3 separate regions of the Homo sapiens genome follow, and all the other regions are linked to region 3. Evidence: chromatin contacts called from ENCODE Hi-C or POLR2A ChIA-PET data. All regions are on one chromosome and are shown on one strand. Each heading gives the region's core, a stretch centred on a gene start or an enhancer-like site at or near the end of the contact. The rest is flanking DNA. Distances are from core to core; before and after follow the strand shown.

The links. A loop is a pair of places that touch in the nucleus more often than their neighbours do. ChIA-PET counts read pairs that join two places held with the same protein, here RNA polymerase II (POLR2A). Pooled maps may share reads with other maps.
Region 1: a loop to region 3 is called in a map with no recorded cell type, with 17 times the contacts of the local background. The contact joins two enhancer-like sites. A Hi-C loop is called at or near these places in 3 of 37 single-sample maps with no recorded cell type and 3 of 50 pooled maps.
Region 2: a map with no recorded cell type shows a loop between it and region 3 (13-fold over the local background). The contact joins two enhancer-like sites. A Hi-C loop is called at or near these places in 1 of 37 single-sample maps with no recorded cell type and 1 of 50 pooled maps. POLR2A ChIA-PET finds 5 or more read pairs at or near these places in 1 of 52 experiments (A673).

What each region holds. Positions count from the first base shown.
Region 1 is chr5:56,668,205-56,672,101 of GRCh38, forward strand. No RefSeq gene overlaps it. Among named protein-coding and RNA genes, the nearest start is that of C5orf67, 64 kb to the left of the region's middle. RefSeq lists a silencer at 1,998-2,292 and an enhancer at 2,242-2,291. Within about 2 kb of position 1,952, at least 15 of the 41 ENCODE cell types and tissues checked have a DNase peak (open chromatin) inside an H3K27ac peak, as active enhancers do.
Region 2 is chr5:56,586,401-56,590,307 of GRCh38, forward strand. The region is part of intron 1 of C5orf67 (chromosome 5 putative open reading frame 67); the gene reads right to left. Among named protein-coding and RNA genes, the nearest start is that of C5orf67, 18 kb to the right of the region's middle. RefSeq lists enhancers at 2,400-2,479, 2,610-2,869. Within about 2 kb of position 2,656, at least 18 of the 41 ENCODE cell types and tissues checked have a DNase peak (open chromatin) inside an H3K27ac peak, as active enhancers do.
Region 3 is chr5:59,561,495-59,565,505 of GRCh38, forward strand. All of the region lies in intron 1 of PDE4D (phosphodiesterase 4D), which reads right to left. LOC107986347 (a long non-coding RNA gene) reads right to left here. Exons shown (of 2, transcript XR_001742409.2): 1 at 1-4,011. Among named protein-coding and RNA genes, the nearest start is that of MIR582, 140 kb to the right of the region's middle. RefSeq lists an enhancer at 1,404-2,054. Within about 2 kb of position 1,622, at least 11 of the 41 ENCODE cell types and tissues checked have a DNase peak (open chromatin) inside an H3K27ac peak, as active enhancers do.

The sequences.
Region 1 (3,897 bases), core at 702-3,201, 2.9 Mb before region 3:
AGGCAAGTGCCTCACTCAATATCACCTTAGTTATGGCCCTGCCAGTTGAGGGGGCTCAGGGAAAAAGACTTATCTTTCTACATTAAACATGTCAGTTTAGAAGCTCTTCCAAACCAAAAGGTAAGTTCTTTTCCCAAGCAGAATTTTGTCTTCAAACTCCTGCCAATTTTGAGAAGAATTTTTTTCTTGTGACCCCTCCCTCATTAGGCTATGAGATCCTTCAGAATAGAAAATGATGCTGTATCCGCTTCCATAGCCCCAGCACCCAGACTTGGTAGATGAATTATAAATATTTACTGCATACAAGGATCCAGTGCAGAGCTTTGTAAATTCCATTTGTTATTTGTTGAATATATTCACAGGTTTTCTTTTTATGTTAAAATCAAACATCTTAGAAAACCAGCTGGCAAGTACCTGAAGACATCATTTAATCTAATCTTTTCATTTTGTACATTGGGAAGCTGAGGCCAACCTCCATGGTTATACTTGCAGGCAAGTTGCTTAGAGTTTATCCAAAAAAATGATATTTCTGATTGTCAGGGTACTAAATAATTTTGGTAGCATCCCAGTAAGCAGAACAGAGTAAAATTCTCCCAGGGGTTCATGAAGCCCCTGCAATAACACAATGCTACTAATTAATTAATTAATACAATGCTGTTATTTCTGCCAACAGAAATCTCAGAATATGAAAAACACACAAGAGAGGCTAAATGGGAAAATTACTGACACCCAAGCCAATGACCTGAGTCAGAACAACTTTTATCAGAATGAAGCGCAGAAATATTAATATCAAGAAGCTGAACTTTTAAATCAAAGCCAGAAAATGTATTTGCCCAAGGTAAAGGCATGAGCAGAAGGTTTACAGAGAGAAGGACAATGATGATAAGGAAAGCTTGCTTCTTTACAATGAATGCATTGTGACAAACTCGTGAGGCACCAAGCAAGCTGACAAGGGTCCCTTCTTCCTTGCACCTAGGACAGTTTGGCTAAAGGACATCTAGGGTGACACGCCTCAGACAGTCCGCATTAATTTCACATCCTGGAATAGCCCGAAGAACCTGTCCAACCTGACTGTCAGCCTTTTCAAAATCACTTTTGGAATTCTTTGTTCAATCCTGCTTGGTTTACACTGGAACGTCTCTTCTGGGACTTCTCTGGTGACTTGATCTTTGTCCACAATGACATAGCCCAGGAGACCCACCAATACCCAGATTTGCCCAGTGGGTGACACTAATATTAGATCCAATTAGAAGTGTCAATTCAAAACAGATGAAGGACACATTTACACACAAGTCAGGGCTGCCACAAATTCATTTCTTCCTCACAATATCCTCTAGCAGAAAAAAGGGCAAACTGACCTTGAAGAAACCTCCTTTTTTTTATCGGTTACCATGGCAGCATGAACCGTCTCTCCCCAGGGCACCTGCCCATGGGTTTGCACCTGCCAGCTGGTAGCAAGAGTGCACCAGCAGCCTTGGTTCCCAGTGGCTGTGCTCACATCATCAACAAAGGTACCAGCAGTGCCAATTGGCTTCACGATATGGATACCTGCCCGCTAAGCATTGGCCTGGAGCTCGGGGACTTTCACAAAGGCCAGCCAACAGCTGGCAGGCAGGAACCTCCAGGTCATTGTCATCCTGGGCTGAATTGGAACATGCACTTGGGAGACAAAGGCTCTGTCTGTAACCACAGCATCCCTTCCTCCCTGGGTGTTTTATTTTCAGCTCTGGGTCCCCTGCTATGGGAAGGCCATGTGGCTGAAGGTGTCTTTCTTGTTTTTTTTTCCCCCCCCTCCTTTAGCATTGTCCTGCCTTGTGCATGGTGCAGAAAAGCTTTCTCTGTCCCATGTCTAGTTTTATTGCAAATCAGAGAGCTCACCATAAGTCATCCTGGGCCAGTGGGTTCAGAGGTGGAGCTGGTAACCAGAGGCCATGTCAAACTTCCTCCTCTGGCTCCATACCAAGGCCTCGGAGGATTTTTTGTCACATGAGGTTACTGTAGTTTCACATCCTCTAAAGCAAAGCTCTGTCGAAACTCTCTATTCTCACATGGCTTCAGCTCAAACAACCACCCTACTCAGCTGCCTTCCTAACCCTTTCAAGCCGTGAATCAGGAGACCTGGGTTCCAGTTTCAGCTCAGTCTGCGTGCCCCAGAGCAATGACGGGGCCTCAACTTCTTTATCATGAAAATTAAGAGGCCAAAGTACCTTTCACTCAGGTTCCTTTCAACTCTCTCTCCCCTATCTTAAAAAAAAAAAAAAAACAACAGCTTATTTTTCCTGTTGCTTTTAGAAGAAACTCTTAACCTGAGACTCTCTAAAAATGAATAGAGATTATTGTGGTTTAAAAAATAAATGGCTACACACAGCAACCTGACTGTATCTCAAAAATATTATGGTAAATGAAAGAAGCTTCACATACAAAAGAGCTCATACTGTATGGTATTATTAACATGGAATTCAAAAATAGGCAAAACTAATCTACAGTTTTAAAAATTAGAATAGTGGTTGCCTCTGGCTGTGAGGTAGGAGCAGGGATTACCTGGGAAGGGGCAAGAAAGAATTTTCTGAGATGAAGGTTATATTTTATATCCGGTTAGGACTGGGTCACACAAGTAAGCCTTCATCAAAACTCACAGACTGCTACTCTTGAGAGGATCAATAGAGGTAATAAAGCAATTATAGCAAAATATTAATTGCAGGATCCAAGTTGTGAGTAAATGGGTATACCCTGTTTAATTCCTTCAACTTTCCTGTAATTTGGGAATCTTCATACTAAAATGTTAGAAAAAAACACGTTCTAATACATTTCAAAATTCCTGTCTCACTCATTCTCTCCTTTCTTCCATCCCCTCCCTCTTTCTTGACATGTGACCTTCTTTTCCCATTAAATGAGTCAATGGAAATGGGAATATTTATTGATTTGAGCAGTTAAGTCACCAGTGCTCTGTGATGACTAACTACTTTATCATTCATTGCCCATGGCTTTCAAGGGAAGAGGACAAGCTCTGTGCATCTTTCTCAAAGAAAGCGTTCCTACCTGTAAAAGTCTGTTAGAAAGGACTGCAGATTTAATAAGCATCTTTCAAGAGCTCTGTCCCCATTCCAACTCACCCCAACCCTCCAGCCCCAACACATTTGTTAAAAATTCACATTCAGAGATGCAGGACCCTCAACCTTGGACTTCCCAGACTCCAGAACTGTAGGACATAAACCTCTTGTCTTTACTTTAAAAAATAATAATAACATTCAGTCCCTTTTTTGAAGGTTTTTATCAGGATATCTCAAACTTAACACTGAAAGGAGGTAGCAAAATTTCTGTTTCCTCCATGTCTTTGTACTTGTAGAAATGGAGGCACAAAGGTAAGACACAGGTGTGACCAGGCCCTTCGAGTGGTTCAGCTGACTGAATATACACCTAGAGACCCTAAAACAAGCCACAGGGGTGAGAAATCAGAGAATTAGGAATGCGCAATTTAAAAGCACTGCGGTTTCCAATGTGAATTGACTGGAACTGAGGTTAAAGAAGAATTTCAGCATTTTTTGGTCACCAGTTTCTCAATGGACCATTTCCTGTCCTCTCACTGTCAAGTTTAGAGAATAAAACAAACCTCAAGGATGTATCTCTGCTCCACACCCTGTCTCAAGGCAAAGTTAGTGGTCACCAACAGCAAGATAGCACACACTGCATCTACAAATGTATGTGACATATCTTCACATTTTGTGTGTGTGTGTGTGTGTGTGTGACCACAACTTCAAAGAAACGAACAAAAGAAGCAACCAATAATCATAATGAAGAGGTTAAATTTTACCAGAGCCAATTGGGCAGAGAAAAAAAATCCAAAAACACAATGAAAACAAAGAATATTAGACCTGTTAAAAAATAATAATAAAAACC
Region 2 (3,907 bases), core at 1,406-3,905, 3.0 Mb before region 3:
GTGCTCTGCTCAGGGGTCCTGGGTGGGGTGGGGGATACACAGCAGGAAGGGCAGGCAGAATCCAGCAACCAAGTCACGAGTCGCTAGCTCTTCAGAAAAGTGGCTCTGCTGACAAGAGAATTAGGGCAGGATGATTTTGGCAAGCCCCGTGTTGTGTTAGCTGCGCAAACTTTTTCTGTTCTCTTATGCAGCCTCTTAACAACTGGGTGGGGGCATCTTTTCACATTTCATGGAGAGGCTGATTCTTGTCAGATGTTTAGCAAAGGGCTTCCACATTAGGTTTATCAAGCACACACAATTCCAGATGCAACGCGGAGTCCATTTAGTTTGAGAAGATTAAAATGTGCCGTTTCCTGCCATTGGCAGCATTTTCATTTTTCCTCTTTCCTTACAGTTTTCTCACATTACTTGAAGTGATTCTTACCCTTATCTTTACACTGTGTTTTAAAGAAAATTATGGGGGAGAGGAGAAAAGACCCAGAGTGTCACCGGGAGCACCTGACAGGAAGCCGCTAAACTGTGTGAGCACCTCCTGATTGGAGATATTCTCCTCCCCGTTGGATGCCTCTGATTTACCTCTCTATGGACAGATACTAATTTCAAACCCATGGCCATAAGATTATTTCAATGACTTCCCTTCCATCTTCCTGCCTCCTCCAATAGCCTCGATGTCCTTATTCCTCCCCCCAACAAGCCTACCTCAGTCACCCACCATCAACAAACACAAATGCAGCTCTCCACAGGTCTCTCACAAAGAGTCTACACAGATCCCACACCAACCAACTCCTACACCCAAGCCAATGCCCCAAGAATGTTATCATCATCTGAGAGAAGGGCTAGGACAGGCCACCCAAATACAGTAGTGACTGTACTGTACTGACAGAAGCAACTCAGGATATATGTGTTTGTGTGTGTGTGTGTGTATCTATATATATATATATATCTCCATATGTTCTCTTCGAAGGAGATATCCCTAGAGAAATATATGTGTATAACTAAATATATGAACACTTTCACTTAATGTAGATTTAAATATATGTAGATACATGTATATATATTCTTTCCCCTATCCCATCCATTCATTCATTTATTCAACTTAAATTCATTTAGTGTTTACTGTATGCCAAGCACTGTTCTAGGCAGTGAAGACTCAACAGGAAGAAAGAGCCAGGTGAAGACTGGCTAGGCAGTGAAGACTCAACAGGAAGAAACCGCATTTCCTGCACTTTGATAGGAAATGTTGGTAATCCTACATTTGGTAGAGTAAGACAAAAATAAACACATAAATGTATATTTCAGGTTATGATAGGGGATATGAAGAAAAAGCAAGCAGGGAGGTAGGAAGTGATGGGGATTGAGGGTGATGTTTTAGATGGGTGGTCAGGGAGGCCCTTGCTCAGAAGGGGAAGGCTGAGTGGAAAGCTGAAGGAAGCGAGCATGAGCCATAAGGACATCAGAGTGGACACCCAGGGAGAGGAAAAAGCACGTGCAAATGTCCTGTTTGGGAGCATGCTTCTTACTTTGAAGAAGCAGCAAAGAGGCCAGGAGTAGAAAGAGTAAAGGGAAGCGGTGGGAAATGAGGTAATAGAAGCGGGGCCCAGAATGAGAAAGGCAGACTCTGGCAAGCTCTGAACAGAGGAGAGGCACCATCTGATGACTACTGGCATAGCAGGATGCCTGCTGAGTAGGAAGAGTTTGAGCAGTCAGGGACAGAAGCAGGGAGCCTAGTTTGGAGGCAGCTGCAGTAATCCAGGTAAGAGGTGATGGAGCTGGGATAAGGTAGCAGTGAGAGAGGTGGGAGTGGAGAGTTTCTGGATATACTGAGAAGAGAGAGCTTCAGGAAGTGCTGATGGACTGGGCTTGCGGGATGGCCTTGGTCCTGAAACTCCTGGCAAGGGAATAGGCCCAGCTGTCAGCTTAGAGAGTGCAAATGCATCAGAAATCAAGGCCTCTTGAATTCTGGCTCTTACGCAAGAGGCAAAGACCCCATTTATTTAGCACCTACTATGTGTCAGGTGCTGCCTTAGGTATTTTCACAGAAACTTCTTCCTCACAAATCTTTGAGATGGGTTTGACTACTTCCACTTCATGGGTAAGGAAACCAGAATCTCAAAGAAGTTCAATCAGTCAGGGACGGAGATCTGAACCTGTGTCTACCAGTCCCCAGGGCTGTTAATCAGAGACCTTTACAGAGGGAGAGCCTAGCAGAGTGGCTTGGGGGTCGGGGGTCGCTGCAAGCTCAGCAAAGGGAGGCACCAGAATAAGGGAACCCTCACACCCTCCCAGGCAGCCACAGCTTCGCACCAGAGCTCCAGGGTGGAGCTGCAAGTCACGGGTCTGACCTAGCACCAAGCTTCCTCAATAGGATCCAGGATGTAGCTGCTGGGGCTGCAGCCACCGGAAGCAGGAAAACCAACTAGGGACAGGCAGGAGATCCAGTTGACCCATCCAAGCCCCAGGCCCGGCTTTCCTGCGTGAGAGGGAGGGTGCCACCAGGTGCTGCCCACAGCCCCTGTAGTCAACGCCCTTCAAATTTAGTTTCCACATTTCAGCCTCCACACACCAAAACTTTCAGCTAGCCATCCTGGGAGGAGCCCCTAGGTCGCTGCCTCTGGGCTGGCTGGGGCCGATTGGAGGAAATGGGCCTGCACTCAACACTTGTGCACCTGCACTGGGCGTTGTGTATTTCTCCTCTGGTTGCCAGAGCAACAGAAACAACAGTGGCTGCTGAAACCCCCTTAACACCACAGCCCAGGCTGACCCTGACCAATGGCAGCCAGACCTTGCATCTTGGCCTCTTCCCTTTCCTCTCACCCCCCTGAAAGTATCTCCTCTGAAACCAAAAACTTAACCGGCCTCTTTCACTGAGCTGAAATGGTTCTCAGAGCTTGCCCAACTCTGAGCTCTTCCTGACACGCCTGGGTTTCTGACTGTCAGCACCCCAGGGAGAGGGTGGGACGCCCAGATCCAGGCATGGAGCAGAATGTCGCCTAGGGAGAGCGCCGGGAGCCTCCTCCTCAGAACCACTGCGGAAGCTACTTTACTGCAAACAACCTAAGTAAAGTGGGCAGCTTCCCAAGGTGTGGCCCCAGCTGCTGACCCCAGAGTTTGTACTCAAACACCCGTGGGCCTGGCTACTGCCCTTATTGACAAATCCAATCTCATCAGATGCTCTGGGGCTGTAGGTCTTCATTCCATGTCAGGAATGCCCCGCTTTGAGAGGACTTGTGATTGTGGTAATTTATGACACCAGCTGCTGTGAAAATGACTGGGGAATGGGCAAATTGCCCTGCCTGTAAACTCACAAATGGACATCCAGGACCAGAGATGCCCTCGCTCGGAAGCAAGCACCCATATCGCCCTGCCTCAAACTGTGGGGTGCTGGGCTAGCTCACGTTTCATCTCTCAGGTTGCTGTTCAAGTTGCAACCAGAGAATTCCATGTGCTCAGCTGGGAAACAGGACACCAGGGTCCTTCCCTCCATTCTGTGAGTATCCACCACAGGAGGGTGAGGGAAGAGGGCACCTCTATGCTGTTTTTTTAGTTATTTCCACAACCCCACAAGTTAAATATAGCATTTTCCACATGTGTACAACTGAGAAAATCAAAGTTCAGTGAGGTTAAGTGACTTGTCTGAGATTGCACAGTGAGCAAGTAGCAGGACCAGGATTTGAATCCAGATTTCCTATCTCACATTATACTGTAGAGGCATATTTAAAGTCTTTAATAAAGGGCTCAGTTCCTTGATTATCCCACACAATAAACAAAATCATAGGTACTCTATTAGTTTGCCAGGGCTGCCATAACACAGTATCACAGTCTGGGAGGCTAGCAACAGGAGTTTATTGTCTCACGATTCTGGAGGCTAGAAGGCCAAGATCAAGGAGTGGGCTACTTCTGAGGCCTC
Region 3 (4,011 bases), core at 372-2,871:
GTTTTGCTTATGGATTTACTTATAATTAGTTTTTGTTTTTGGAAATTTGAAAAATGCAAAGTTTAAAGAAGAGGGTGTACATTTATTCTAATTACTTTTAGAAAGAAGTAGTACATCAGTAATATGGTCTCAGTGTTAAAATATTTTAAAAGGGACCAGGCATGGTGGCTCACGCCTGTAATTCCAGCACTTTGGGCAGCCGAGGCAGGCAGATCACCTGTGGTCAGGAGTTTGAGACCAGCCTGACCAACATGGCAAAAACCCGTCTCTACTAAAAATTCAAAAAAATTAGCCAGGCATGGTGGCATATGCCTGTAATCCCAGCTATTTGGGAGGCTGAGGCCGGAGAATTGCTTGAACCCGGGAGGCAGATGTTGCAGTGAGCTGAGATCGCACCACTGCACTCCAGCCTGGGCAACAAGAGTGAAACGCTGTCAAAAAAAAAAAAAAAAATTAAATAAAATGTAGATTAACTCCTGAAAGTGAATACTGTACATGTTTGCATGCATTTTATTCTTTGTACCTTGTGACTGCTGGCTACTTACTGCCTTCCTCCTGATACCAGTTTTTCTCTACTGCATATGTCAATAAATGTTTAGAAATGCTTGAAGAATACAGAGAAAGCCCAAAGTGTTTTTTGTTTTGTTTTGTTTTGTTTTGTTTTTTTCAGAAATGCATCTAAGTGTCTCCTTACAAAATGAGAGAATTCATTGATTAGCCATTCTTTGGACATGCTCTTAAACGTCCTCTACCAGAAGGAATTTCATATTCCTATCACAAAAGGGAAATTGCTTATTCTTATGTTTATAACACCAGATCTTTTATTTGATATATACTATGTGTATATATTATACAAATAAGCTCTTTATAAAAGATAACCATGAAGGAATTATTTCCTGAAACGGCAAAATATAAATTTGCCTGTAAAATCAGAATGCCCTAGCCAATCTTTTGAGATTTGACCAGGATGATCCTGTGGGTAAGGAAACTAACCCTTTCAAATTGCATGAAAATTAGAAGACAAATGAAGATGTTGTGAATGGAAATTCATTTCCAAATAAACCACTGGGATAAAAATCATTAGAATAATGCTAGTTTCAAAATCTATGTTTTTCCGTCTCTTTGTCACTCACAATTATTTCAAATATGTTCACTTTAAAGTACAGTATATATACCTAGTTAGGTTGAGTCATGTTTTAGAAAAATTCCTTAGAGTTTGTTTTTAAGCAAAACAGGACTGTTTTAAACAAAGCAGAACCTTAACAGGAAACTGATAACAGTGGCCAAGAAAAGCATCTTATTTTCTATTTTCTGTGTATTAGAAAGAAACCCTATTTCTCACTTCCTCATATGGTAATTATATCTCGGTGGAATTGAATCCTCAGGACAACAGGGCATGTTATTGTGAGATATTTTACACCTGGCTTAACCATTCTGTAAAATCAGAGATAGTGACTAGCCCAGAGGCTCTGTCTCACTTCCTTCCGGTGTTGCTTAGCTATTGATAAATATTAAGGTGCATGTGATTTGGCTGCTAAAATGAAGAAAGGATGTCAGAAGGCTATCAGTTTGCTGAATCAAACAGCATTGCCACAGGGCTCCAAGCTGGCAGGGCCCCTCTGGGCATTGCCAGGTCACCAAGGAAGTGGCTGGGTGAGGTGGCAACAGGTGTCAGACATGCTGCTGAGCAGATGATCTCAGCAGGCCTGAGGACAGAAGAGAAGGTTACCACACAAAGTGCTTAGCTGTGACCGCAGAGGAATTTCAGCATCAAAGGAATTTGAGTAGAAAAAGGTTTCAAATTTCAGTTAACCCAGGGTTGAAGCAGCAGGACTCATTGATAGAAAGAGAGAAGCAAATAAAAGCCCACACTAGTTAACATAACTCTCAAATAAGAATGCAATTATCTGCAGCCACAGTAGCCCATGGAAAGATATCCCTAACCAGTCATTCAGTTGAGACATAGGGACATCACCTGGGTGGAAAGGACCCTTACAGGTTGTGAAGGAATTATAAGTGACCATTAGTGAGTGGTCACTATGTACCAGACACAGCTGTAAGTGCTTTATGGCCATTAATTCATTCCATCTTCACAACAACACTCTGAGGTAAGTATTCATATTTGCCTTATTGTACAGAGGTAGAAATGGAATCATAAAAAAGTGAAGACATCAGCCCTAGCTGATACAGCAAGTACAGAGGAGAGCCAGAATATAAACCTAAGAAGTCTGTCTGTATAAACCATGCTCTTAGCCACCAAGTTTCACCATCCCTCACAGGGAGAAAACTGCAGAGCAGAAAAGTTCTGGTCTTACTCCTAAGAAGAGATGCACATTACATACATGAAAAGATACCAAACATGACAACATAGAAAATGATGGATGCCAAGTGAGTGCCAGGAACTATAGAGCTGTTGAAAGAGATTCATTGCAAAACAGGTTGGAATAAGCAAGACAAACTTGAGAAGTGGATTCTCACATTGAGTGTGAACAAGCAGGGGCAGTGTGATGTGGAGGAAGGGAGCATGTACTCTACAGGCTTTAGCTTCAGAGGGGCTTGGGTTCAAATCCCAGCTCTGCCACTTACAAGTCATGTGAGCTTGGGGAAGTTACTTATTCTTTGTTTTCTAGTTTTCCTATCTGCAGGGATAGAAAAATGCTATTTCAAAACACTATTCATGAAGATCAAGCAAAATTAGTTATAAGCAGGTCTCAGCATACTTGGTACAAGGTACACATTTAATATGTGTACTATTATCCAACTAGGGAGAGATAGAAAGGGAGCTTCAGGTGAGAGGAACAGCATAAAAAATGATCCGCAAAAGCCAGAAATAAAACTTCTATGAGCTCAGTTCAAGCTGACTGGGTAGGTAAATGTCTGCCATGAACTTGGAAGTGAGAGAGAATCTCCCTTGGACACTCATTAAGGGGCCTCAAAGCCATGAAGAGTTGCCATGTGGTCCTTCCAGTCAATAAATAATTTTGTCCAAACACGAGTGGAAGAAAAAATTAAGAGACACCCGGATGGGGAAAACCCATTCTCTTTTTGGTGAGACAATCTAGCCAGAAGGACACTCTCGCCAGCTAGAGCTCTGCATATCCAAACAAGCACAGGTAAAGTGGAAGAACTGACCAGAAGAGGAGAAAACATGAATTAATTAATTAATCAAAGAAACACCTGTAAGGTTCCAAGTAGGTGGCAGGTAGGCTGAGTGTTAGTGTATCCAGTCAGGCAGGTGGTGATGACAAAGGGCCCCCAGGAAACTCCCATTTGTGTGAGTGAGAAAGGCAAGAAAACAGCATGCACAATGCTACTTGAGGAGCGATGTTTGAAAAAGTGATGCACAGGTTGCAGGGGATGCACAGAAACTAGGGATGCAGCACTGGAGTGGGGTGAGAAGCTTCCAAGAAGAGACAAGCCTTCTGATGGGTCTCAAAGGAAGAGGAGGGTCTCACCAGGCAAAGGGGTTGGGGGACACATTCTAGTCAGAAGGAACACCATGGACAAAGGTTGATGAATGAAGCAGAATGATATCTTTAAGAAGCTGCAAAACACTTTCCACCAGGAGGGTGCAGCTGGGGTGTGGCACATGAGGTTGTGAAATCAGGTCCTAAAGAGGCTGGAAGAATGTGTAGGAAGGAGATGGGCTCCGCTTGGCTCTTAGGTCTCTGCAGAAGGAAAGAGAAGGAGAATGGGACAGGTGGTGAGACTGGAGGCCTGTACACTATTTAGAAAGTTACTGGGCCAGGCACAGTGGATAATGCCTATAATCCCAACATTTTGGGAGGCTGAACCAGGAGGATCGCTTGAGCCCGGGAGATCAAAACCAACTTGGGCAACATGGAAAAACCCTATATTTACAAAAAAATAAAAAATGAGCCAGGCATGTTGGTTTGCACCTGTAGTCCCACCTACTTGAGAGGCTGAAGTGGGAGGATGCCTTGAGCTCAGGAGGTTAAGGCTACAGTGAGCCATAACTGCACCACTGTACTCCAGTCTGGATGACTGAGT